Regions from separate parts of the Mus musculus genome. Here region 1 is linked to region 2. The links are chromatin loops, found by intact Hi-C in ENCODE. Cell type or tissue: left cerebral cortex. All regions are shown on one strand. Links, peaks and the distances in the headings refer to the core of each region. The heading gives the core; the rest is flanking DNA.

Region 1 (12,661 bases), core at 3,114-11,113, 600 kb before region 2:
AATATTTGCAATATTGATATAAATACAGCAATGAAAAAATGATGAACAACAAAAGAAGGAAGTCGATGTAACTCATACTGTTAAGCAATGTAGAACTTTCACTTACAACTTATGCCTCATTTTATCTCTGTCACAAATGCTATGTACAATAAGCAATAAAAAGATGATGGGAGTGCTATGATTGACAGGGAAAGCAGACTTAGCTCAAAGAAACCATAAGCATTTAATTCTAGAAAATTCAGTAAACAGAACAGAGTAGAAAGTATATGTGAAAACTCAAGTTTCTCATTAGCCAAAGTCCATGGGGAAGTAATAAAAGAACATTGCTGGTTGTGTTGAAGGTCAATTCAAACTCTGTCAAGAAAGAAACAGCATACTTAGCCCCTTTACTTACTAAGTATTCTTAGGAACAACACTACCACCACCCAAAGTTTATAGAAGTTCTGCTTCAGCTAGTGCTGCTGCTGTTGTCCTTATGTGCTGGATGCCATAGACCATATAAGAAAAGCAACATTTGGGGAATGCTGGGATCTGATATTTGGCTGAACTTCAACATGATAAGCAATGACTTAATTCTAAAGTATCCTCTTCCAACATGGCTGTTCAGTGTTTAAATACCAGCAGGAAGATGGGTTCAGTCCCTATGCAGACATGGAAATCACCACCTTCTCAAATAGGACCCCAGCTTTGAAACAGTTGCTGTTCTGACCTACCTGACGTGACCTATTGACAAACGCAGATGTGTGTCCTTTAAGAGATAAAGCTATGTGCCATACATTTCACAAGATTAATCTAATTGAATAGCTCAATCTAGTTGAGCCAGCCATGTTTAAGGTCACATTTAAGGAATGAAAGAAAAAGGGGAAAAATGGATAAAAAGAAAAAAACAACAACAACAACTGGTGAACTGATGTAAGTTTTGTTTCAAAATGACATATCTGAAAATTAATGCATATGTATATTATCATGTTTTCCTTGCAAACTACTGACAAAAGGATACATTAACTAATGACCTTCCCATCCATCTTCACTGCTCCCTTAACAGCAAACAAATGTTTGCTTCTTATAATATTGGAAATGACATGACTAGTAGTTACCTCAAAGCACATACTACCTTCATCAGATGAACATTTGCAGGACTTTTGATGTGTGTTTTTCTTCATGAAAATATCATGGGTGATTTAAGAAAACCCAGCCAAGTTTCTTGATTTTCATGTGATTGGACATAAAGACCAAGGACATAAAGCCAAAGGACATAAAGTCTCCATGAAACCTTCTCCTCTTCTCCTTTTCTCTAGAAAAGCATGGCACATAGAGAGGCAATGTGATTTGCCATGGGATAAAGGGAAGCCAGGAAACAGAAGTGTCTCTGAAGTGTGAGAAATGGGGTGCAACTGTCAGATTATCCGTCTCATAGCAGATTGGCTTGATTAACAAATGAAGAAACCAAAGTCAAGAAAATAGCGAGAGGCTTGATGAGCTCAATGTACGAAGACTCTGTGTCACTGAAAGCACAAACAATATTTCTGAAATGATGCCAACTCATTCATCTGACACTCCATTTCTCATGGGCATCCATCAGAGCACGGGCAGAAGGAATAGTCCTCCTATTTCTGAATGCTACGTAGCCTACAATAATTTTTAAATCATTCTAATTTTGAAAAGTGCTGTGTTAGAAAGCACAAGTGTAGCAGTGGAGGGTTGGGGAAAGCAGTGGCTTTCCCCAAATCACTGTGGAGTCTTCTTAAAATGTCACATCTGAGAGTGTTAGATATTGACATCTTGAACTTCTATATGATGTCAGTTTCCACAGAAGAGTTTAACAATCAAGGCTATGGGAACAAAACGACAATATATTTTGCCAAGGCTCATGGTTTCCCTACACAGGATGTAACATCATATCTGCTACTTTTCAGGAATTAAATATCTAGAGATGAGGATAGAAATTGCAGCTCACAGAAACCAGAGAGTATCTCCTGGGTCATGCTTTCCTCTTAAGTGAGATGACGAGATTCAGGTGAGTCTCAGTCACCTCTTATGTGTAGCAGTGATGTGCTGTAGCAAAGCCACATATGTGGGTCAAAGCTTGGCCTCACACTCTCCTTTGGAGGAGAACTTGAACTGTGCCCATCTTTAGTTTCTCATGAAGAGAATAAGCTCAATTATCTCTATCCATATCCCATTCTATAAATAGTATACATGCAAGTGTTTATATTATTTAAAATATACTATTTAACTATAAACTTACTAAGTATATTAAATATAAAATAATTTTAATATAAACTTATTTAAAATAAAGCATGTTATTTAAAAATACCAAGTTTTGTAAGGTGTAAGCCTGACTTCTTCTCTGAGGTTCACTGTTTTATATTTAAATGTCAGTGGCTTCTTTTTATGACTCTTAATACCTTTGGATTGCTTTCTTCATAAGCCAACTCTATACCCAAGAGCTCAGGTACCAGAATTCTGTGGTTTGAAAATTTAAAATGTTCATTTCTTACACTTATTCCCCTAGGTTGATTGCTCACTGTCAAGTATTTCATTCCCTGATCACTAACTCCCCAAACTATGTGTTCACACACATACACACCAATGAAGATGAGGCTGTTTCCCATCCTCACTCCTAGGCCCTTCTCGTCACAGTGCTCTTCATTCCTTAGGTTATCCAAACTACTCAGATAAACCTCCAGCCTCATCTTGGAAATGAGAAATTGCATCACTTCCCGTTCTCATCATTCCATTCCATTCACCGAATACGTACATGCATGCAAACGCATATGCACATTCAGTTCAGACACTGAAAACAGTGTCTTGCATTAAATGTTTTTATTTGTAGAATTTAAACAACAATAATACTAATACATAAATAATAACAATGTATAACTTGCTTGGAGTTCATGAGAAGGAAATGAGATTGCACAAAAAGATCTCACACATTCAGACATTTAGTTGTTGCTCAGTGACAATAACCCTCTCCACTGTCTTGTTACATGACATAACTGTTTCAGACGGAAGTGGACTTTTGAAACATTGCCACAAGAATTCATATACTGTTGGTCTAAAAAGTAAATGTAGTGATTTATATTCCTTGACTTTTATATTCATTTAGAAGAAAAGATAGTATGTGTGCAGCAACAGTTAAAGGGTGGGACTAACTCAGATGATCATCAGCTTCTTGTGGCCAAGACATTAGTGAGTGGAAGAAATAAGGTGTAGAGCACTGTATCCTCCTAATATTCTATATTTTCACGGTTTAAGAGAGAGTGAAATTCTTTGGGAGTGGGTATTTGCATAGTAGTCCTCTTTGGGCTGTTATTAGATTTACTAAGAAAGAATCAATGTTTGCTTCTTGTAATGTTGGAAATGAAGTGAATAGTAGTTACCTCAAAGTACCTTCATCAGATGAACATTTGTAGGTTTTTTTAGTGTGTGATTTTCTTCATTAAAATATCATGGGTGATTTAAGAAAACACAGCCAAGTTTCTTGATTTTCATCAAGATTTTGATTGGCTGTCCCTTCTTGAGAAATCCTGGCACTTTCCTTCTTTCCATTGACAGAAGTTACACCTGTCCTACCATTCATCCATTCCCTCACTCCCTCAAGTTATTTCACAGGAAGACCTCCAAAGCGTTCTTACGTGGGTTAGGTTCAGTGGGCCTCTGTCTCTAGGAATCTCAGGAACAACTGGCTCCACAGTCAGGAGCAGTTAAACTCTCAGTAGTTTATTTAGATATTTTATCTTAGTTGAAGATCTGGGGACTCCACAGGACCGCCATTCTCTGGCATGTTTTATAGCCAGACTCCTGCAGAGTGTAGAAGGAATAACTTGGGTGAGATGCAGAGTAGAAAACAAGTAGAGATCAGATATGATGGAAATGGGTGGGGGTTTGTAGATAAGAAGCAGTTTCTAGACTTCCTCACTCTTTCAGAGCATCTGGCTAAAGGGGCACTTTATACCTAACCCCAGATATATCCTTCCTCTGTGTACATCTAACCTCTGCCCTCTGTTTTGTCTACTTCTTTCCAAAACAATCTCCGATGTTGCTCTCAACTCAAGGAAACTAAATGGAGACACTTGTCTCCCTCTCTGCCTATTCTCCTCTATATAGGCCTTCATCATGTGACTCACTGGGAATTCCCCCACATCCCTTGCCACTTTCAACTTATCTTTCTTCAACAACGGCTCTTTCCAAAATTTAGTGTAGTTCGCCAGTTAGTAGGATGCATTTCAGCCTCACACATTTATTAGAACATCAAAAACATATCGTTCACATCCATTCAATTAAAGTTAATATCTTTATTCCTCCTTCTTTCCTTCTTTCCCTCCTTTTCTCCCTCCCTTACCCACTGCCCGGACTTCCCTTTCACAGGCTCAGCAGACAGCACCTGCTTCTCAGAAACAAGGCTTGTCCTGTTCTCCTTTCTCTAGTCTTCCTTTAAAAAATGCGAGTCCCTCTTCCTGACAGCCACTGGAGTGAAAGGAGACACACAGAAGGAAACCATCACAGGCAAAACAATTCTCTTTCTTTTTGGACGCAGGCCATTTCAGAGGTCTCCCCAGAATCCCCAAGTTCTCCTCTTTGCTGTTGTCCCTACAGGTCTGGTGTGGGGCGTGAGGTGTCTCAATTTAGCTGTTCAGCGATTCTCTGCCTGGTCATCTTACCACAGAGCTCCTGTGGTCTTTTGCCTCCCTCTTTACCCCCTCCCTCCCCCCCCCCCGCCCCCGGCCCCGGGGTGTGTGTGTGTGTGTGTGTGTGTGTGTGTGTGAGAGAGAGAGAGAGAGAGAGAGAGAGAGAGAGAGAGAGAGAGAGAGAGCTATTTCTCACTTGGGGGCTCACTTCTAATTAAGTAATTCAGGAGGTTTAAAAAGCACAGAACAACTAAATGAAACCTCAAATTAGAAGGAAAATGGCTCAAATGGGTCCCCATCTCTGGGAGTTCTGGTTAAGCAAGCAAACAAAATGGGCTGGGACGAATGAATATTGTAACTCAGAAGACCAAAGCAAATGTAATTAGTTCCCAGTCTACTTCTTGTTCCTCAGCCTCTGACACGCTCCAATCTCACTCCCAACGCCACACGCAGCCGCGAATTTATCCAATTCTTCCTTATCCTTACTGCGGGGAGGGGGAAAAAGTCGCTGCTGCAAAAAGCTGGGAGGGTTAACAGAGCTGGTACCCCAGCCTGCCAGCTAGCCAAAGGAGATTGCCGGTAGGCCTCAGAACCCGCCTCCTGCCAGGCTTCACAGCCAATGGGAGCCTGTGGTGAGTATGGCGCAGGGTCCTATTGGCTGCCAACCTACGTGCATAAGAAAGAACGAGAGAGGCAGGCAGGGCAGCATTGTTATCTTAAGACACTCATCCGGTGTCTGAGTCTGCAGGTGACACTGGTTAGGTACGGACCGGGAAGCCGGAGTGGGGACGCGCCGGGCTGCAGCTCCAGGATGGAATCCGCCTGCCTGCCGCGCGGCTCGCGGCTCAACCCGCAGCGCCTCCGCTGAGCTCGACGGGTTCCGGAGGACTTGGAAATGCACCTGCCGCGCGCTCCGAGGACACCAGCAGGTCCTCAGGCAGCCGAAGGAGCCCAGACGCCTGAGGAACGATTTCTGTCCATGTACAAGGCACAGATTTCGGATGACAGGGCGGGTGAGTCTCTTTAGAGTTGGAAAAAAAAGAAGGCAAGATCTTGGGTTTCACCTCGGTCGAGGGACAGGGGACTTCTCAGTTGGCTTCCCACTTTCCTCACCTCTCCCACGCCGCGTGCGACCCAGCCTAGTGCTGATCCCACTTCACAGATGCTGTGGGTGCCTGGGATGCTCGCTGCTCCACGGCAAGGCAGCAGGCAAGTGGTCTAAAAGCTGCCGCCGCGGCGGCGGCGGCGACAGCAAAGCCCAGAGCAGGAGAATTTGAAAAGAGACATCCGTTCCCTCTCACAAGCTGAGGGGGTGGCATTTCATATTTCCCCAAAGGAGAAAGAGCCACAAGAAATCATGAAGTAAAAACTTTGGAAGGCTGCCACTGGAGATGTTGCACAAAAATCAGGCGTCTTTTGGGAGTCTCCTCGCAGTCCTTGGTGGTTTGGGGAGCAGCTGATACAGCAAGAAGGACTCTTACAAGGATTCAAGGTAATCGTGCAGGGGTCTGTACCCCTGGGTTTTCTGTATCACCTTTCGTTGTGATTTTCATGAGTCCTCATTCAACCTTCTTGTCTGGTGCCTGGCAATTGCAAGCAAAAGGAATAACTCCCATTCCACCCCGTAGTTTCTGTCAGGTGGAGCTTAGCAGTGGACTTTGGGTTTGAGCTGACTCTGGAATCGCCTCCTGGTGTCGCATGGCTGTCACAGAGCTTGGGCACTCTGCCTGACCTATATTGGTTTTTTTTTTTTTTTTTCTTTTTTTGCCTGGTTTAAGTCCTTAAAGTTAGTGCAACTCCCATTAGCTTTCGAAAATTCATTCGGGCTCCATAATTGCAGAGGATGACAAGGACTTTTGCTTGCCTAGCTGATGCCGGACAGAACTGCACGAGGTTCACTGTGTTTGGGGAGGACCCTAAAGACCTGGTATTCTTTTGTGCAATATAGCTGTATTCACATGGTCATTAAAGCCCTGTGGCATGCTTTAGAGGCCAGTCTATTTCTTCTATGAACATGTAATGAGGGACAAAAATAATTCCTAGGAGTGAATCCCATAGTCTCCTTTGGGTGGTATAACAGAAACCCCAATCGACTGAGTCAATCCTGGTAGTACACTGGAGACACTACAGGGAGAATATTGCTGTGCTGAAGGGAAGGGTCTGTTGAGACTATCTATCAGAGTGTTTTCCCTGTTCATACACAGCTGTGTGTGTGTGTGTGTGTGTGTGTGTGTGTGTGTGTGTGTGTGTGTGTGTGTGTGTGTGTGTGTTCACAGCTGTATGAAGGAAGCTGGCTGCTCACAGAAACACTAAGCATCTCTGCCTAGCCCCTGCTCGGGCCATGATGCCTGGGGTGTCGCTACCCAGTAGGAGGATGAACTTGTACACTGCTGTTCTAGCCCAGAGGAGTTCTCTCTTCACCAAGCAGTCTTTCTTCACGGTACATATTTATCCAGGGTATATAGACTTAAGCCAAATATTAACTAACAATCAACTGGATGCACTGTAATGTGATTGAACAGACCTTTCTGTAAAGAACCATATGTATGCTTTCCCTGTCCTGGGAGCAGGTTGCCCTGAGTAGGAACAAATGTGCTAAGAGAATATCAATTATGAAATAAAATCCGGACCGTATCCAACAGGGCCAGTGATATGTTAGCATAGGCCAATAAGAAGAATTAAACATATACACTGTGAGTTAAGTATTTCTCCCCAGGTCTTCTCTAGACAAGTGTATGTTGATTCCTTTGCTTTCCTCGCCCCCCTGGCCAGGCTCTTGGAAGATATGCAATGCCTGTATTAACCAGGAAGCTATAGGATTCTACTAAATCCCCTGGGGGGCAGTCTGATGACATCAGGAAACAGCTAGAGTGATGCTGAAGTCTATGTGTTTTCCCTCTTGATTTTGCACAGTTGTATGCCTGGTTTTTGTTTGTTTGTTTGTTTGTTTATGACATGGCCCTCATGAGTTCCTTCTCACCTGGAATGAGTTGCTATGTAGCACTGAGAGCATGACCAAGCAATGCTGCCACAGTGATCTATCTTACCAGTACCATAGCTGCTACCCACTCTGGGAAAAGATGCATGCTCTGCTTCTGTGAGGAAAGAAGAATTTGGAAAGATGCCGAGCAAGGAGACTGTGTTTGAGAGCAAGCGTCAGACCAGAATCTTGGCTGCTGGAAAACAGCTGGTTTTAAGGGGTTTGACAGCTGGGCTGCAGCCATGGGGAAGCCAGAAGCATTCTTGACTCTTACTTCTTTCGCCTTACAAAAAAATGGAGTTGTCTTTCCTTTCCCAGAATGGAGTGGTATGTGTTCAGTGTGGAAACAAGAAAAGTCAGAGGAGGTAAACGCTGGGGAGGACAGAAGGGCCCGATTCTTCTTGTGTTGGCCTGGTTTGGGGAATGGGAAACATCTCTTCCTGGACCTCAAGATCCCCTTCAGAGTGTTCCTCTCTGGCCTCCTGACAGGTTGTTTACTGAGCAAAGCCAGAGGGCACAGAACGTCCCTGCTCCCTGCGTCATCAACTCCTCCTGATCCTCTTCCCCAAGGTACAGGCTTGCACCTGGGAGCACCACCTTAGACCTATCCCTCAGGGAGGGTGCTCCAAAATCCCTCTCCACTCACAAACAAGAGGTAATCTGAAGGGACTGGAGATAATGTGTGGGCACTTTGCACTGGCTGGAATGTTCAGTGTTCAGGTTCCTAGCTAGTGTTTAAGCGAGCACTGTGTGGTATTACTTCTGGAGAGCCATTCTTTCTTCTTATTAAATAATAAGTCCTTGCATATATTTTGAAGAGCTCCTTTCCCAAAGAGCTGGGAGCATTTACAGAAGTCCTCTACATAATTCTCAGATGGCTTATAGTCTCCTTTGTCTTTGGTTATCCTAAGATGTAGAGCGTGAAAGACTTCAGTCTTCTTCTTGGAAAGGGGAGTGCAGAGAACCCCAGAAGAAGATCTGTCTTACACAGGACACACAGCAGTAGGAAAACTCATGGAATGGAGGCCTGGGTCTTACTGCTTCCTAATTAACCTCAGTCCCCTGGGCTCCTTCTAAGGCATAGTTCCATCTCAGTGTTTGCGATCTGACTTGGTTGCTTTATACGTTACAAAGCAAGGAGGCTGTGATGTGATTTGGGGGGTCCTCCTCTGGCAGTACATCAAGGCACAGAGGGATAAAAAAAACCTTAGGAAACTTTAACCCCATGATTTTGTAGTCTACTTGGGAAAATAGGCCTATGTCCAGGCAAAGGTAAATGATGATGTATTCTCAACAGAAGTTCAATACAAGAGAAGTCAAAAGGCTGACCCTATTAATCAGCCATTGATCTGTACTAATAATAAGAGCTATCAGTATTTCACGAAGGGAGAATTAGAATGGAGCCATGAGAGTTAGAGTGGAATATTTTGGGTAGGCAGAGCAGGGCTAACGGGCTCTAGTTGATCAAGTCCCTCACTGGAACACAGGCACAGGGAGAAGCTGAAACCAGCATGGTCTGCATGGGCCTTTGGGGCCACCTCTCTTGCAACCTGGAAATCCTATGTATCTGTGTTCATTGTATTAAACATGTACGGCCTAGCGGAAGTTGATCTAGGATCCTGACAGGGCTCTGAAATACTGGGCATATTGCTAGACATTGGAAATGTTACCTGGCCTTCCATCCACTCTCAGGTCTAAGCCACATACAATGGGAAAAGCTTTACTCAAGGTCAGAGAGCCTATCAACTTTATATCAAAAAAAAAATTTGAATGACGATGTTGGGGAAGGCAGGCAAATTTCAAGAGAACACAAGAAAAGACTTCTCATATTTTAGAATCAGAATCCTTTAAGAGAGAGCTTTGATTTTCCCCCATTTCCTATTTCTCCACCCAAATGTTCCTCTTGGGGTTTACTTGGAACCGGCAAAATGCCAAAGCCCTTAGGCATTTAGCATTGAGCAGAAGATTTCCAATCTTAAGATTCTTGAGCATGCCCATGTACATAACCTCTTGTCTCCTCTTCTCTTTCCCTTTTAATAAAACATATGCTGTTGCAGTCACAAAGGAGGAGACCACAAAAAAAGACAGGAGGGGGTGGGGAGTGGTACTGCCCGCAGCTGTACCACGGGGTTCTGTGATTGTTCAGCAGAGCAAAGAAGGGAGAGGCATGGTGTCAGCCTGGGTAGAACCAAGGGGAGTCTAAGGGCTGCTGCTGTCTCACAGGAGAAGGCTGCAGCCAGTTACACACACACACACACACACACACACACACACACACACACACACTTGTTCTAGGAGTTGGTCTGAAGCATCACTCAGGCTGCACGCCACTGTGTGAATGGCTCCATCCTTACAATAGGGAACGCTCCCTTTGGACATGAGAAGAGAATGACTTGCCACAGTCCCCTCCCTAACTTCTCTGAGATCTGGAGGGAGTTCCCTGGGAGCGCAGACTCTCTGTGTATTTGGTCCAAGAGTACAGTCTCAAACCAGCTCTTAAGAGACATTAGCTCTCTCTTGAAGATCCTACCTTAATCCTACCTGTCACCCTTGTTTCTACTAGCACCCTTATGCTAATGGCCAGTAGCTGGGCTGTGCATAGGACTTCTTCTCTCTTTACTTTTCAGAAATGTACACTGCCATGTTCAGGGTTGAGCCAGAGTCCTGGGCCCATGATGTGTTGTTCATAATTTTGGAGGAAATCCTGCTCTGTTTGGGAAGGAAGTGTCAGAAGGCTAAATTATGATGGCTGCAGTGGGCTAGACTTCTCTAACCTACTGGTGCAGGTTGGTCCTCTTTAAATTATCACTCTGATATGCAGAGGAAAGTATGAATACCATCATCATATTCTGCCATCTTCAGTGGCTGGTCCTGTCCCATCATTTGTTTTTCTCAAACTCAGTTGCAATGCTAAAATACCTGGGGTGCTGGATTGGGTAAAATTAGGAGCCACTGCAGGCAAAAATCCACCCAAGAACTCCACAGGTAGCTCAGGGGCTCTTGAAATGCATGCCAGGATTGTAAAATTGAAAAGATTTACTTTTTCAAAAGCCATATAAGAGCCAGGCAGTGGTAGCGCACACCTTTAATCCCAGCACTTGGGAGGCAGAGGCAGGCAGATTTCTGAGTTCGAGGCCAGCCTGGTCTACAGAGTGAGTTCCAGGACAGCCAGGGCTACATAGAGAAACCCTGTCTCGAAAAAACAAACAAACAAACAAACAAAGAATTATAAGAAACTGGGTATGTGGCTCTGTTGACATGTTCCTTGCCTAACATGCCTCAAGCCCTGGATTTTGTCTCTAGCACCACATAAACCAAGCCTGGTGACACACACTTGTTAATCCTAGTACTTAGGAGGTAGAGGCAGGAAGATCAGAAGTTCAAGGTTATTCTCAACTGTATAGAGAATGGGAGGCCTGCATGGGATATAAGAGACTCTGTTTCTAAGAACACCCCCCACCCACCCACACACACACACAAACAAAATCAATGTAAAAATATCACTATTTTACACTGATTTTAGATTTAAATGATGTAATATTTCAGATATGCTGGGTTAAAAAAAATCCAGTTTTTTTGTTCATTTCTTTTAGTTTTTAATATAGGGACCAGAAGTTAGATTTCCATCGGTGGCAGACAGTGTATTTCTTTTAAACCGCGCTAGCCAGGCCCTGCAGAGCAGTAGCAGGTTAATGGGGGAGAAAGGGCAGAGCTTGAGACAGGAGGAGCCTGAGACATAAAAAGAAAGAGAACATGGAAGGAGAGGTCAAGAGCGGCCCAGAGGGAGCCTCTGGGCATGGGTTTCTGAAATTTAAAAGCAAGAAACACAAATAGCCTACATGGCCTATATTTATTTGAGGAGGGACCTAGCTAACTGTGACTCAGCCCACTGGAAGCTTTTCTAAAGCAATATAGCCCTCAGCTCACATGCCCAGAGTGAGTTGGTGAGAGGCCTTTTGGTTTAGTCTGGTTTTTTTGTTTTTTTTTTTGTTTGTTTGTTTTTTAAAGGGGTAGGGAGTGTAATAGTAAAAATAACTAAGTGAATGATCTTCAGGTTCTCTCTCCAAAAAACGAGGACATACTTGTCTGTACTTAATCTTAATCTTCGAAGTCCCTCCTGTGCCCTCTCTGCCATCATGTGACCTCCCCTTTCCTGACTTTTTCGTTTTTTCAAAACAGACATGTTTTAGTGTGGCAGGGAGACAGAAGAGCTACCACTGTATTTTTCAAGATTATTTACCAAACTATCCATTGCAACGGAAAGACGTGAGGATCACATTTTATTTGTTAATTACAGGTTGAAAGGCTACCACCCCTCCATCATAACTATGCTGGTACTGTTAGTCACCGAGAGAAGGGTTGGACATGCCTAGAACTTCTCTCATGTTTGCTTAGCCCTTCTATCATTTGCAAAAATATTCTTCCAAGCTGTATTGCACTTGATTCACACATCACCCCCAGGGAGCAGTTATTATCTCCTTCCCATGTTTTCCATGATCTCTCTTCAGATTACCTTTATGATTATATTTTCTAACCCTTCTGTTTCTATGGTCTTTATTCAGTCTTGCTTGTAGTTTTAAAATATGAATTATGTGAAGGAGGCATTATTATCTCTCAAGCCCCCTCTCAGCACCTACAAACCTCTCTCTTAGGGTGTTGTTCTTAATGTAAAGATAGAGCAGAGTACCAAATATAGCTTCAGTTCATTGAAGACACTCAACAAATGTCATGCCCACTTCCTGCTGAAGATCTCTAGTTTGATACACGGACAGTTTTGGTATCCCAAACTAAGCTTGTAGTCATTTCGTTCCTCAGATACCTGCTTCAGCAAATGACACAATCAGATCTCCAGGGACTGAAGAAATGTGAAGCTGGACTTAATGGAACACATATGTCACCCTGGCACTGGGGGGGGGGGGGGGGGGGGTGTGCACAGGGTCAATGAAAATTCAAGGCAAACCTCTTCTACACAGTGAGCTCCAGGCCAACCAAAGTTAGCAAGACTCTGCTTCAGCAGAACAAACAAACAAACAACAAAAACTTCATTGAG
Region 2 (12,661 bases), core at 1,624-9,623:
GCTGAGAGTGTAGAAAACAGGGAAGAAAATAAAGAGGAATCGTCGAAAATTACTGCAAGGGACCTCTGAACAGTAAATCTGTGTGTACATACACATTGCACATTTGAAGTTATAGTGTATGACAGAGTGGTGTATATGTAATAGATTTTTGTCATTGTAAGATGAATACAATGTAAGAGGCAAACAAATCTGGGTTTGAAATTTCCCCTCCTACTATAAGGACTTGGGTTCACTGATGGATACAAGCCAGAAATACTGTGGGAGTTTGAAAGTCAGGTGGGGACACAGAGCCCATCCCTGTTCTCAGCCCTGCCTCCCACACTGTCTCAATTCTAGACTTTACAAAGCACGGGTGAGATTCAGTACAGTCAGCCATATCCATTCATCACAGTAGCTCCACACTGTTGCTGTTGTAAATATTGCTGTCCAGTTTTGGATTCTTTGATGTTAGGTTGAACTTCAGAGCCATTGCCTTAGTAGTCAGGAGACCAGGGCATGTGAAAGCGCTCGCATACAGTCTGTAGCTTTCTTTTCAATTAAAGTGCAAGTCGTGTCTATTTCATTTTTTCTCCCTCTCCACTCCTGCTCAGACTCTACAGAGGTGTCAGGGACTAAGCCAACATGCTTGATTGTTTAAATGAGAAAGGAGCTACTATTCTTAGCCTGGGACAGGCACTAACAACCTGCCACTCATCCCCCCTCCTTCAGGGAGCAAGCAGCTCTCTAATATGGCCCAATTGCATACTGTAATCACCTGGGGTACTTTTTTAAAAAACACTGATGTCTGAGGACAGCCCTCAGAGACTCTGGCTTAATTGCTCTGGAGAAAGATTCTAGTATTCAGCCAGGTTAAGAAAAACTGCTGTAATGTGAGAAGAAAATTATTCATCTATTTCTCCTGCCCTCAAGAAACAACTAGGATCTTCCAAGTTCTGCTGGAGTCAGAGCCCCAGTTATACTAATGGTTTGCCCACTTTGTGCTTCCTTTATTTTGTTTGAAGATGTTCTTTAATGAAGATTGAAAACATACCAAGATATTGCAAAAACTGATTGTATTCTTCTTTTGACAATAATTAAAAAGAGGACAAAAGCCCCAAGGTTTCAAATATGAATGAATAGCTAAGATTTTGTGAGTCAGTGACACTATGACAGATAGTTGGCACATGTGATCCAAGATTTCCCACCTGTAAGTTGTATCAGAATTACCAGTGCCCTGCTCAGGGATACATGTAAAACCATATTACTGAGTGTTATCCTCAGAAATTCTGGTTCAGTAAGTCTGGAGTGTAGGGCAGGAGTGCAAAGCTAAAGCAAGTTGTCTAGACTTGTACAGAAGCCAGTTCAGGTAGACCATTGGACAGCTTCTCTCTACACTAAACAAGTAGAATGCCTTGGCTTCTACAGTACTTTTCTTCCTTTAACATGAAAAGTGTGAGTTGTGTTAATAATGTTTAATTTTCCCAGCATCCCTCCTAAAACTGTAATAGATCATAGCTTTTGTATACTTAGAGAGAATTTGTGTTTAAAATTATAAGAAAGAATTTAGGACTGAGATGAGTTAAGACTATAGACCCCTCAATGAAAATTACTGACTTTAAAGTGTCAGAGTGGGAAACAACAATGAGTACCCTTTTGAATTAGAAGTGAAGCAGAAGAGAAAAAATAATCTGAGAAGGACTTGGCACTCTCCATGCTCTGGTCATGAAAGGATGCCCTTAGGAGCCTAGTAGAAGACATTCATTTTATCCCTTCTCCTTACTTCCTTGTTAATTCCTCAATGCAACCCAAATAAGTGAAGCCTTAGAAGAGACCTGGGGACTGGAATGATAACTCAAGTGCAGAAGTGGTTGTCTTACAAGCATGAGGACCTTAGTTTGATGCCCAGAACCCAGTTGTTTTGAAGTGTCAAAGATGGCAAGTGCTTGCAACCATAGCCCTGAGAACGTGGAGATGTGTGAATCCATGGATCTTGCTAGCCAGTCAACTTAATTATAATTATCGGTAAGCATCAAACCTATGGGAGAACCTGCCTCAAAAAGCAAGGTGGACTATGTATCAGAAATGACAACTGAGGTTGTCCTGTGACCTCTATGTGTACATGAACGCATAAGTGCACTATACACACAGAGACACACAGACAGTGTGTGTGTGTATGTGTGTGAAGGAGGGGAGGAATGAGGAAGAAAAGAACTTGAGAAGGGACAGAAAAGAACTCCAGTAAGAAACAATATTGTTATACTCAATGAGAATTTGACACTGAAAAAGAAAAATATCAAAGAGAAAGTAAGATCCACTCCATGTTCCATCTTGAACACTGAGTCTCCAGCCTTAAGTAGGAAATGTTCCCACCTCTAAAATTATACAAACCTTAGGCAGTCCAGAAAATCTTTGTCCTCAGGGACGTGTCTACCACGAGGGTGTAAAATGGAGCTCTGCCACCTTGGTCAAAAAGTTCCATTGTCGATTCAGTCTGTCCCTCTGCTGCCATCTGCCTACAGAATTTCTGAAAATGGGCCTAATGAGCCCAGTCCATGAGATAAGATGACACATGAAGGTATTGAGGATAGAGTAGGAGGGAATAGTGCATGGAGCACATATCACCCAATCTCTTTAGTCTCCCCTTGCTTCTTAGATATCACGCGAGGCTAGACATGTCATCTCAGTCCATTCTCAAGCCTGCCCTAAGAAGCAGGATCAGCACTCATGCTTTACAGATGAGGAACTCAAACTTGAAGAAATGGAATAAGCAATCCAACCTGGAAACGCCAAAATCAAGCCATCTTCCTTTACAAAGAAAAGTCAGTGCTTTTTCCACTGCACCCTTGCTCCCATTGGCCTCAAGCTTTGGGGTTTGACCCAATGAAACTAGAATGTTATCCTTTATCCCATCAGTTTTTAGAATATACAAGAGCCACCTGTGCCATAATTATTAAGACTCATAACAGACTTGGGAGACGGATGTATCAGAGGCCATCTTTTATCACTTCCTAGTTTCCTCTCTAACTTCACCCTCACAAACAGCCCATTCCTGTTCCCTGTCTTCTATTATGAATAAGACCCTAGCAGCATTCCCATGCTAATCGATTGTATCTGGAGCTATTCATAAATATAAGGATAGTTGATATATTCAACATGTATTGAATACTTACATCAGCAAAGCATCTAATGGCTAGTGATAGAACCCAGTAAATAAAGGTGCTTGCTGCTGCTCAGTGACATAAGCTAGATGACCTAGGTTAAATCGTTGGGATACACATAAAGGTGGGAGGAGAGAAGTGACTCCACAAAGTTGTCCTCTTGTGTTTGCTCACACGAATATCATGATGTGCAGACATGCACACACAATTAATAATAATAACAAAAATTGTTACACCAACTAAGCTTTTGATAGACACTGTCTCCTTCTAACAAATTTTAAAGCTCAGTTTGATTGAGATTTCTATTTCACTCCTGATTAAACCAAGGCATAGTGTCTCTGTCACCCGAGTTCTCACATCAAATTAGGAGTCATTCTGGAGAGCCAGACCCATGTCAAACTTGAGAGCTGACACACCTACACCAATTCAGATGAGTCTATGAAACCCTGAAGTTCTCAAGGAAGTGGCAGATGGCCCACAGCAGAATTCCACAAAAGGAATAAGCATGAGATTATGGCATTAAGAACTAATTAGACAGTAGGCCTGTTCTTAGATTTGTAAGAAACAGAGAATATATCAGAAGCTCTTCAAAAAAAAAAAAAGACTGGGAAAAAAGAAGGAACAGAGGCCATTAAAAGAAAAGCAATCATATCAAAGAGTATACAAGAATTTTATATTTTGTAGTATCCTCTACTTTATGAATTTTGTAATAAAACATCAAACATAAAATTTTAAAGTAAAAAAAAAAAATGTCACAGATAGACCTAATAAAGGTCTCTATAGACAAGAAATGCAATTAAAATACAAAATGATGAGTGCGGATAAAGCCACAGCTTGTTGGCTTCTGGATCTGTACACAGGGAATCATAGAAGTCACTGATGTAGACGCAGAAAAGATGGGCACGTGTTGCCTTAGATCACGTTGCTAAGGAGACTCTGCTGTACAAACTATAAGCCTGGAGTGGCCAAAAGATGAAGCATGTTCTCCACCAAAAGTTGAACCCAGGAGCTTATGGCGTGGTGATTTGATCTGTTCCATCAGCCATGTCCTCCAGAATAAGACACAGAAGCAAGTTTCACCTCAGCTTCCAGGATGGAGATGGAGTAAAATGTCAAAGCCAGTTAACAAAGTGAATGAAGGAATACAGAGGAAGAAAGGAGATAGAGAGACATAGAGAGAAAGACAGAGAGAAGCTAACATTTGGTCCCACACACCATACACAAATATAATGCTAGGGGAAATGGCAAATAGACTCATCCACTGGAATATAAATCCAACTCATATTAATTTTACTTTATGAAGACATATAAATATATATATATGTATGTATGTATGTATACACACATATATATACATATGTATGTATATATATATATATATATATATATATATATATATATAAGGATTGACTATGTTTAGAGAACTCAAAGAAACTATCAGTTAAAAGAAATTAATAAAGTCACCATTTTCATTTTTCAAGTGCTACAAATTGTAAGACTAGAGAAAAAAAAAACCTCCAAATTTAAAAACTTAAAAATAGGATATTATTGGATAAACATGTAAAGAGGAAGTCCATACATTGAAAAGACTTTACTGAGACATTCACTCAAATATTATCACAAAACTAATGAAAATATGATACAAAGCAGTTAAGTGTATAGAAGAGGATGAGAGATTTCTAACAGGATGAGAATGTATCTATCAGAAGAAAACAAAAGTGATTAGAACTAAAGATTTTCCAAACCTACTATGAGTGTCGTCTAATCAAACTTATCTCTGATACCTGCATAGGAAAGGAAGTACAAATCTATATCTGACCTTCTTAGTGACTCTTCAAACATCATTAAAAAAAGGGGGAGGAGAAAGCTCTCCAGAGCTACACAAAGAAAAGTCACATTACTTATAAAGCAAAAGTATTTGGAATGACAGCCGACTTCTCAGCAGCAATAAAGATGGCAGGTGACAATGGAGTCATGTCTTGACATGGCTGAGAGAAAAATATGTGTGTTTAGGATGCAAACTTTATATGCCCCAGTTTAGGGGAACGCCAGGGCCAAAAAGTGGGAGTGGGTGGGTAGGGGAGTTGGGGGGAGGGTACGGGGGACTTCTGGGATAGCATTGGGAATGTAAATGAGGAAAATACCTAATAAAAATATTTAAAAAGAAAAAAAAAGAGTATGAACCAAAGCCGGGCAGTGGTGGCGCACACCTTTAATCCCAGCACTTGGGAGGCAGAGACAGGCGGATCTCTGAGTTCGAGGTCAGCCTGGTCTACAGAGTGAGTTCCAGGACAGCTAGGACTACACAGAGAAACCCTGTCTCGAAAAAAACAAAAACAAAAAACAAAAAAACAAAACAAAACAAAAGAGTATGAACCAAAAAGAGGTAATTTTCCATTACAAAAATATGTCATATCACCCATGTCTTCACTATCAAGAACCACATGAGGATACACGTTAACAACAAAAGAAAAGTGAATTTAGAGGGTCATTATAATACAAGACACAAATGTGACACTGTAGACCATAAAAATTGATAACATTTCATGTGTTTTAAAAGAGTGAAGCTAAAATTCAGAGAAGAGCAAAGTGGGTTGTAAATATTTTGCATCCATTACTGCTTAACAAGTTGAGGTTTTTTACCTACATTTTCAATGAAAAGCACATTTTTAAAGGACAGGTTAGGCTATCCATGGAAGAACAGCTATATAGTCTTTATTCACCAAACTAGCAGAGAGAAAGCAAGAGCTTGGAGATGGAAATACAGGAACTTATCAACCAACAGAAAGAGAAAGGAGAAAAAGACAATGGAATTGAGGAGAAAAGAAGGATCAAAACATAAAATATGTCTAAAATACCACAGTGGATAGTCAGATAAAATTGTCAATAAAACAAGAATTATCATACTAGAATGTATTTTTAAATGAACTATTATTGTTTACAACAGACCTGCTCAAAGCAAAAACCCAAGAAAATTATATAGGAAGCCATTTAAGACAGCAAATCATCAATATCTAGGAAATGTTTAAATGAACAAAATTCTCACTTTGAATACACATACTACAAAACAGTTTTTTACTGCATGCTGAAATCCATTTCTAAATCATAGAATCAATTCAGTAAGCCAGAACCAGAATACTTTGGGTTAAAAATGAGTATGAAGTCAAACCTGTAAGATAGAAAGGGTAAGATGGGTGGAGGCTAGAGAGATGGCTCAACAGGTACAAGCACATAGTATTCTTAGTAATGACCCAGGCTCAGCTCCCAACAGCCAAATCAGCTTACGATATGTAACTCCAGTTCCCAGTGATCTGTTGTCCCCTGCTGGTCAGCATGGGCACTGCATATACATGAGGTATATACATACTCTCAGGCAAAATACATAAAAATAAATAAATAAATATTGTTTAAAAGACAGAATGTAAAGAATAGAGTAGGACAGAATAACATAAAACAGAGCAGAATTAACTAGGCACCAGACTATACATCAGAGCACTCCATGGATACAGCAGGAGCATTACTTCATAAAACTTTTATTTGGGAATATGAATGACTTATGCAAGAAATGCTATGTAAAATCCATTTCCACCTTGTTTTAAGACGTGATAACTCGAGTCTAGAGAAACATTTGCATTCATACATGGGGATACATGGCTCAGAATGTACACTGCAGTGTGATTTATGATTTTAAAAGTTAGCAACGTGTTCAGAAGTACAGTGCTGAGTTAAATTAATTGAGGTCAATAGAAATTCAGAGAACTATTATACAATAAGGAAAATAAGCTCACATATATGTGTCAAGACAGAAAGGAAGCAAAACAATGCTTCACATTCTTATGAAGGAACACACACCAGAACCGCACGGCAATGGCAAAAAAGCCTGTAAGGTATGATAAATACCAGATTTGTAAGCATAAAAAATCCTTGGAAACGAGAATATGAAGGACCAGGAAATAAAATCAGGAAGGCTTCCATGAGACGCCTCAGCTGAATCCAGAATGGCTCCGTTTTTAAAAGAAGGGGGATAAATATGAGGAAAATGCTAAAGTTTAAATAATTTCCTTCTTCTACTTTTCTACATGTTATTTTTGGTCCAAAATTACGAATTTCCGAAACTGGTCTAAAATAAGCCCCTGTGCTCCCAAACCTTCCAGACTTGGCTCCTCCCTGATTTGGACATTGGCCTTGCATCTCACTCCAAAGCAAGAGACGTGGTCAACATTGAATTCTTCAGCCTAATTAATTAATTAATTAATTATGACTCCAAAATTGTTTTTCTATGGAGCCAAAGTAGAGTTAAAACCCAGAAACACATATGCATGTACACGCACACAGACACAGATGCACATGCACACCCATGTACACACGCACACACACACTCAGAGACACACACACAACCACAGTAACACTGAGTGTAACTGAGGTTCCATTGTGCTTCTGATGAGCAAAGATGAATGTTATCACTTTTCTTCACCTAATGAACATTTCAATCTTCTAATAAACATCCTAATAAAGAAAAATTGAGACTTAACTCACTTTTATTATCGTTACTGACATGCCAAAAGGTCTTAATTGGGCTGAAAACAGCTTCCAATAATAATACCCTCCTTAATTGATTCATTAAAGGAGCCCCCGCTGAGAGAGGAGTGTTAACTCTGGGAGAAGAAATGAAATAGAGCCCTGTTTCCCACAGAGTAGCCATGATCTCTCTGCCATCAACTCCCTAGGCCATTGAAGATGGTGTTGAGAGTGCCCAATGCCTGACATCAGTCTCCATCCCAAAAAGGGCCCAGAGGGGAAATGGGGTTTTCCCTGTGTCCCCGCTCCTTTATGGGGCAATGGAAAGCAAAGCTGGAATCACAAAGCATTTGGTCTCACAGTGAGACCAGTCTGCAAATAAGCAAGCCGGCAAAGAGATTCACTGATAGCACGAGATCAAACCTCTAGCTTACCCCATCCCTGCATGGTAGATCGGCCGCAGGAGAAGCAGGTTGAAAGTAGGACAATCATCTGTTTGCAGGAAGAGTGGTTTTGATCATATCACAGAGACAATAGTGCACTCAAAGCCATGAGGTCTAAAGTTACGTAGGAGACTGTCTCACTCTGCCGCTAACTAGCTGTTACTTTGGAACGATAACCCGACCCAGGATGTAACATACAATAGGAATAATACACTGCTTATTTCGCCACGGCTGCCAGAGTAAGCCAGATCTTTTCCTTTTGCTCAAAACCCTTCCGTTGCTCCCCTCTCCGTAATTCTCCCCCCGCCCCTGCCCCAGTGCCTCCCTCATCTCATCTCCTGGTCCACTCAACAGAGCATTCCACCCAACTGCTCCCCAAAAGCATCTAGCGCTCTGCCACCTCGCATCTCGGCCTTTGACTAGCTCTGCCTTTGCTTCCATCTCCCTCCTTGATCTCCTCAAAGTCTCTGATGTGCTACCACCCCCTTCATGACTGCTTAACTTATCGTTTGCTCACCCCAAATATTTTCCTATTCTTTCTTTTTTCCTGGCACTTATCACGTTCTAGTATTCTATATAATTTATTTACTACGACAACTGCCTGTTATCCACTGCTGTCTCGTTCCCAGACCCATCCTAACTGCCTAAAATGATGTGGACTGGGTGCTTAATTTATGCTACATGAAAACCTCTTAAGACTGGCCTGGTGACTAAACTAGCTGGTGCTCATCCAGCATCAAGTTCAACAGAGACATGCAGAAGTACTAAGTAAACAGCCCTTGCTGCTCTGTGATGATTAGTGTTATCGTTGGAATTACTAGATTTTGTTCAGCATAAAAGATGTGAACCAGCTCCTCATTCATTGTATACCATAATAAAACTTTTCCTATTCCTGTATTAATTAATTAGGGTATGGTTCTCTTTGCCCCTGGTTCTTAGAAGGGGAAAGACCTAAAAGACCTACATTTAACTAGTTTTCTGATACTGAATAACATATATATGTATGTGTGTATATATATATATGTACACATATACATGCATACATATATACATACATATATACATATATACATACATACATACATACATACATACATACATACATATGCCACTAGCTAAGAATCAAAGGTGATGAGTCACCCCTCCCCACCTCCTTTGTCAGTATGCCCAGGGCTGAGAATAGCTACTAGGTCAAGGATACTAGCTGCACCTGGGAGCTACTCTTCCCTTGTTTCTGTAGGACTCTGTCGCACATAAACACCATCTCTGCAGCACCTACATGCCAGCAAGAGACTGGAAAGTGTTTGCTTTTTACGTTTACCAAAGTGTAAGGCAGGACTCAGGAAGGAAGGCACGTGACTTGCTTGCTAGGATCCTCAGAACTGAAACCGCTGCCACACAGTCTGAGACACTTGTGCCTCTCTCCAGGAAAAGAAGAAAACAGCCACCATCTGGCCAACCCATAACCTCCCAGGCGCTAATGAGATGCCTTCTTTGTCAAACACTTAGGAGCCTCTGTGATAAAGCACCACCCTGGGTAAATAATGAATGGAGCAGACCCATTAACTCAAAGTTTGACTGCATCTTCTGTTTTCTTAACATGAAGGAAGACAGGAACAGCAGAGGCAATGAGCCGTTCAACACTCGGAGCCAGATACTGCTCTCCACTTCTCAGCGAAGATACCGAGTGCTGGTTTCTGTCTCTCCCCCATCACATCCAGACTCCTCTGTCCTGTGAGTGGCACCTGTGTGAGGGGACACGGCTTGGTATCTCTCAGGCCACTGGAGGTCTCATCAGTGCAGCCATCTACAGAGGGTTAGAAAGGCAAGAAAAGGTAGCAGTTTTAAAAGTGTAAGTTTCTGAGAAAGAAGTTCTGGCGTTCAAATCCTGGATCTGTCAGTTAGCATCTCTGTGACCTCAGCCCAGTGACTTCACCTCTTGGAGCCTCAGTTTCCACATCTGTCCATATGGTGATACCCACACTTGACCCATAAAACTTGTGGAACTGTAGATCAAATAATGCATGAAGTCACTTAGCACTGAATCTGAAGGCCAGCAAGAACTCAATAAAGACTACCCATTTGAAGAGTCTCAAAGAAACCAAAAGCCAGCGTGCTGCCATAGTCAATAACTTTACCTGTATTAACTTATTTAATGTTGCAACCATCCTGTGAAGTATCATAATCATCGTCGTCATCATCACCATCAGTATGATCGTCATCATCCGTATCATCGTCATCACCATCATTGGCACTGCCATTGGCATCATCAGTATCATCATCATCTTTATCTTCATCATCACCATCACCATCACCATCACCTCCATAAGACTTACAAAGCAGCCAAGGCACAAATAGTAAAGCAAATTGCCCCAGGTCACGAAGCTGCTAGGCATGAAGGCTACTCTCTTGAGCAATTATACATACACATATATTTCCCTGCGGCTGCTAGACAGTGAACTCCTTGTAGATAGAAAATACATCTCATTCATTTGTGTGGGGTGGGGAGGGGTGAGGGTGCTTAATAAATGTTCACTTGTAGAATGAAGAATAGGTTTTCTCTGAGGTACTGGAGCCTCTCTCCTTGTGCACCCCCTTCATAAGCCCTGAAGAGATAATGAAAATATACTATTCTTCCAAATATACAAGGAGGTTATCAAGTTCACATTTGATTTTCTAGGAATGGTGTTGTATTTTCCTTGAAGCCCCTGTGTGCTTTCTCCTATACTCTCAAATACAAGCGACCTGTATCTGAGAGGGTTCCCACAGACAGTGGTATGGTGAGATGTGCCCATTCTTTTATTTTGGAAACCAGCATAGCATTCCAACTAAATCCAATGAATGTCAAAAGCCCATGCATATCTATAATCCCAGCACTTGGAAAGCTAAGGCAAGAGGATCAGGAGTTTGAAGCCAGCATTGGCCACGCAGCAAGATGTTGCCTCAATAAAAGAAAAGAACAACTCTCACTCATAAGTTCTCCAACTCAAGTGCTTCTAATGCTTCATTATTCTCAGGGATATTTAAACAAAAAGTAGTTGAAATTGAATTGAAAATGAAGAAGATAGAGGCAACTATTATTTCACTGAGGGAGATGAAGGCAGAAGACTGTTACTGTACTGAAAATGCTTGGTGCCTGACTTTTAACAATAATTACCTTTATATTAAGTCCATAATATACTGCATTATATATATTTAAATATATGTTATTATATTTTCTGTAGTTAACAAATGACATGTTTAAAATTAATCCAAATCCATCTTACCAATCAATTATAATAACACCATGTTACATAACATTAAACGATTAATATAATAAAAATGCATTTTACCAAAACTCCAATTTATTAATAAAGACTACTAGGTTCTGATTTTCCACATTGTTTCATTTAAACCCTATAATAATCATGAATAAATAGTAGCAATACAATCTCTATTAGTTAAGAAATAAACTAAGTTGCTATAACTATGATACCTGGAAATATAGTTATTTAAACAAGAGTCTCTTACTGTGTAGCAGTTAGGAAACAGTACTATGTACAGTTTAAGCTGCTTTGACAAAGACACAGAATAAGTAGCTGAAGATAAGGGTTTTTCCTTGTATTTTTCTTTCGTGTGGTGACCCGTGACTGCTTAGTCAACCCACCATCACCCAAACGAGTGACTTGTCATCTCACGTAGGCACATCCCAGCCAGCTAGCAGTTGGAAAGAGCAATGAGAGAGCATGCCCACTTCTTTCTATGAACAAATTCCAAAAGCAGTTCACATCACCTGTGTCTCCTTGACAGGAACTTAGTTAGAGGGATGTAAGGAGTGAGTGAGAAGACAATGGTTTTCATAGACTGTCCATTTCTGGTTTTCCTCCTTTTGACACTGATAACTCAAAAACAATCCTCATATCATCATTTGAGTTCCTACCCATTCAAAAATTCAGACCCTGGGCTGGGAAGAGAGCTTGGTTGGTAAAGCACTTGCTTTATAAGCAAAAAAACTAGATATGGTCATGTATATGCATAATCCCAGCAGTGGAGATGTAGAGGCAGAAGGATTGCTGGAGTTCACTGGCCAACCAATCTATTCTAATTGACCAGCTCCAGGCCAGTAAGAAGTCCTATCTCAAAAGGGGTAAACTATGTTACTGAGGATAAGTGAGGTAGTCCTATGGCTTCTATATTTACATGTACACACACACACACACACACACACATATATACATACATTTACGTGTTTATCTTCACACACACGAATAGACACATACATAAAAATATTCAAACTATCATAGAGTGGTCTTGTTGCATGACTGAAGACTATGGAATACCCTCTTGCACCATGTTAGGCTCAGCCATGGAATCTACTTTATTCCATGGACTGTTAGTGGGCATGGTGCATAAGATGCTTTAAATGTATTCACTGGTTCAACTGGGCTACTGTCCTACGGGTACACTGTAAAAAGGACTTATCCCCAAGAGTTGCTTCCCCTTTCAGCCTGAGCTTAAGGCAACAAACACCTTATATATGACTCAAAGCCAACATACAATGAGGCCAACCCCAGTCCCTGTGTA

Evidence for each region. Hi-C counts contacts between places; a loop is a spot of excess contacts. Peaks named below come from ENCODE experiments on the same cell type or tissue, not always from the same donor. Only the 100,000 strongest peaks of a DNase experiment are listed, where the experiment ranks them.
Region 1: it touches region 2 in a loop (2.5-fold over the local background); 6 of 42 quality-filtered maps call a loop at or near these places.

Annotation. Positions count from the first base shown.
Region 1 is chr1:158,348,979-158,361,639 of GRCm38, reverse strand. It overlaps Brinp2 (bone morphogenic protein/retinoic acid inducible neural-specific 2), which reads left to right and starts at 5,380. Exons shown (of 8, transcript NM_207583.2): 1 at 5,380-6,123. In left cerebral cortex, for the core only: CTCF peaks have their summits at 6,323 and 7,446; DNase peaks (open chromatin) are centred at 6,680, 6,980, 7,723, 9,693 and 4 more places; H3K4me3 peaks cover 4,978 bases; H3K27ac peaks cover 3,397 bases.
Region 2 is chr1:157,752,321-157,764,981 of GRCm38, reverse strand. It overlaps Gm51655 (a long non-coding RNA gene), which reads right to left. Exons shown (of 2, transcript XR_003948076.1): 2 at 6,655-9,905. Among named protein-coding and RNA genes, the nearest start is that of Gm51655, 12 kb to the right of the region's middle. In left cerebral cortex, for the core only: a CTCF peak has its summit at 6,455 (motif pointing left); a DNase peak (open chromatin) is centred at 9,518.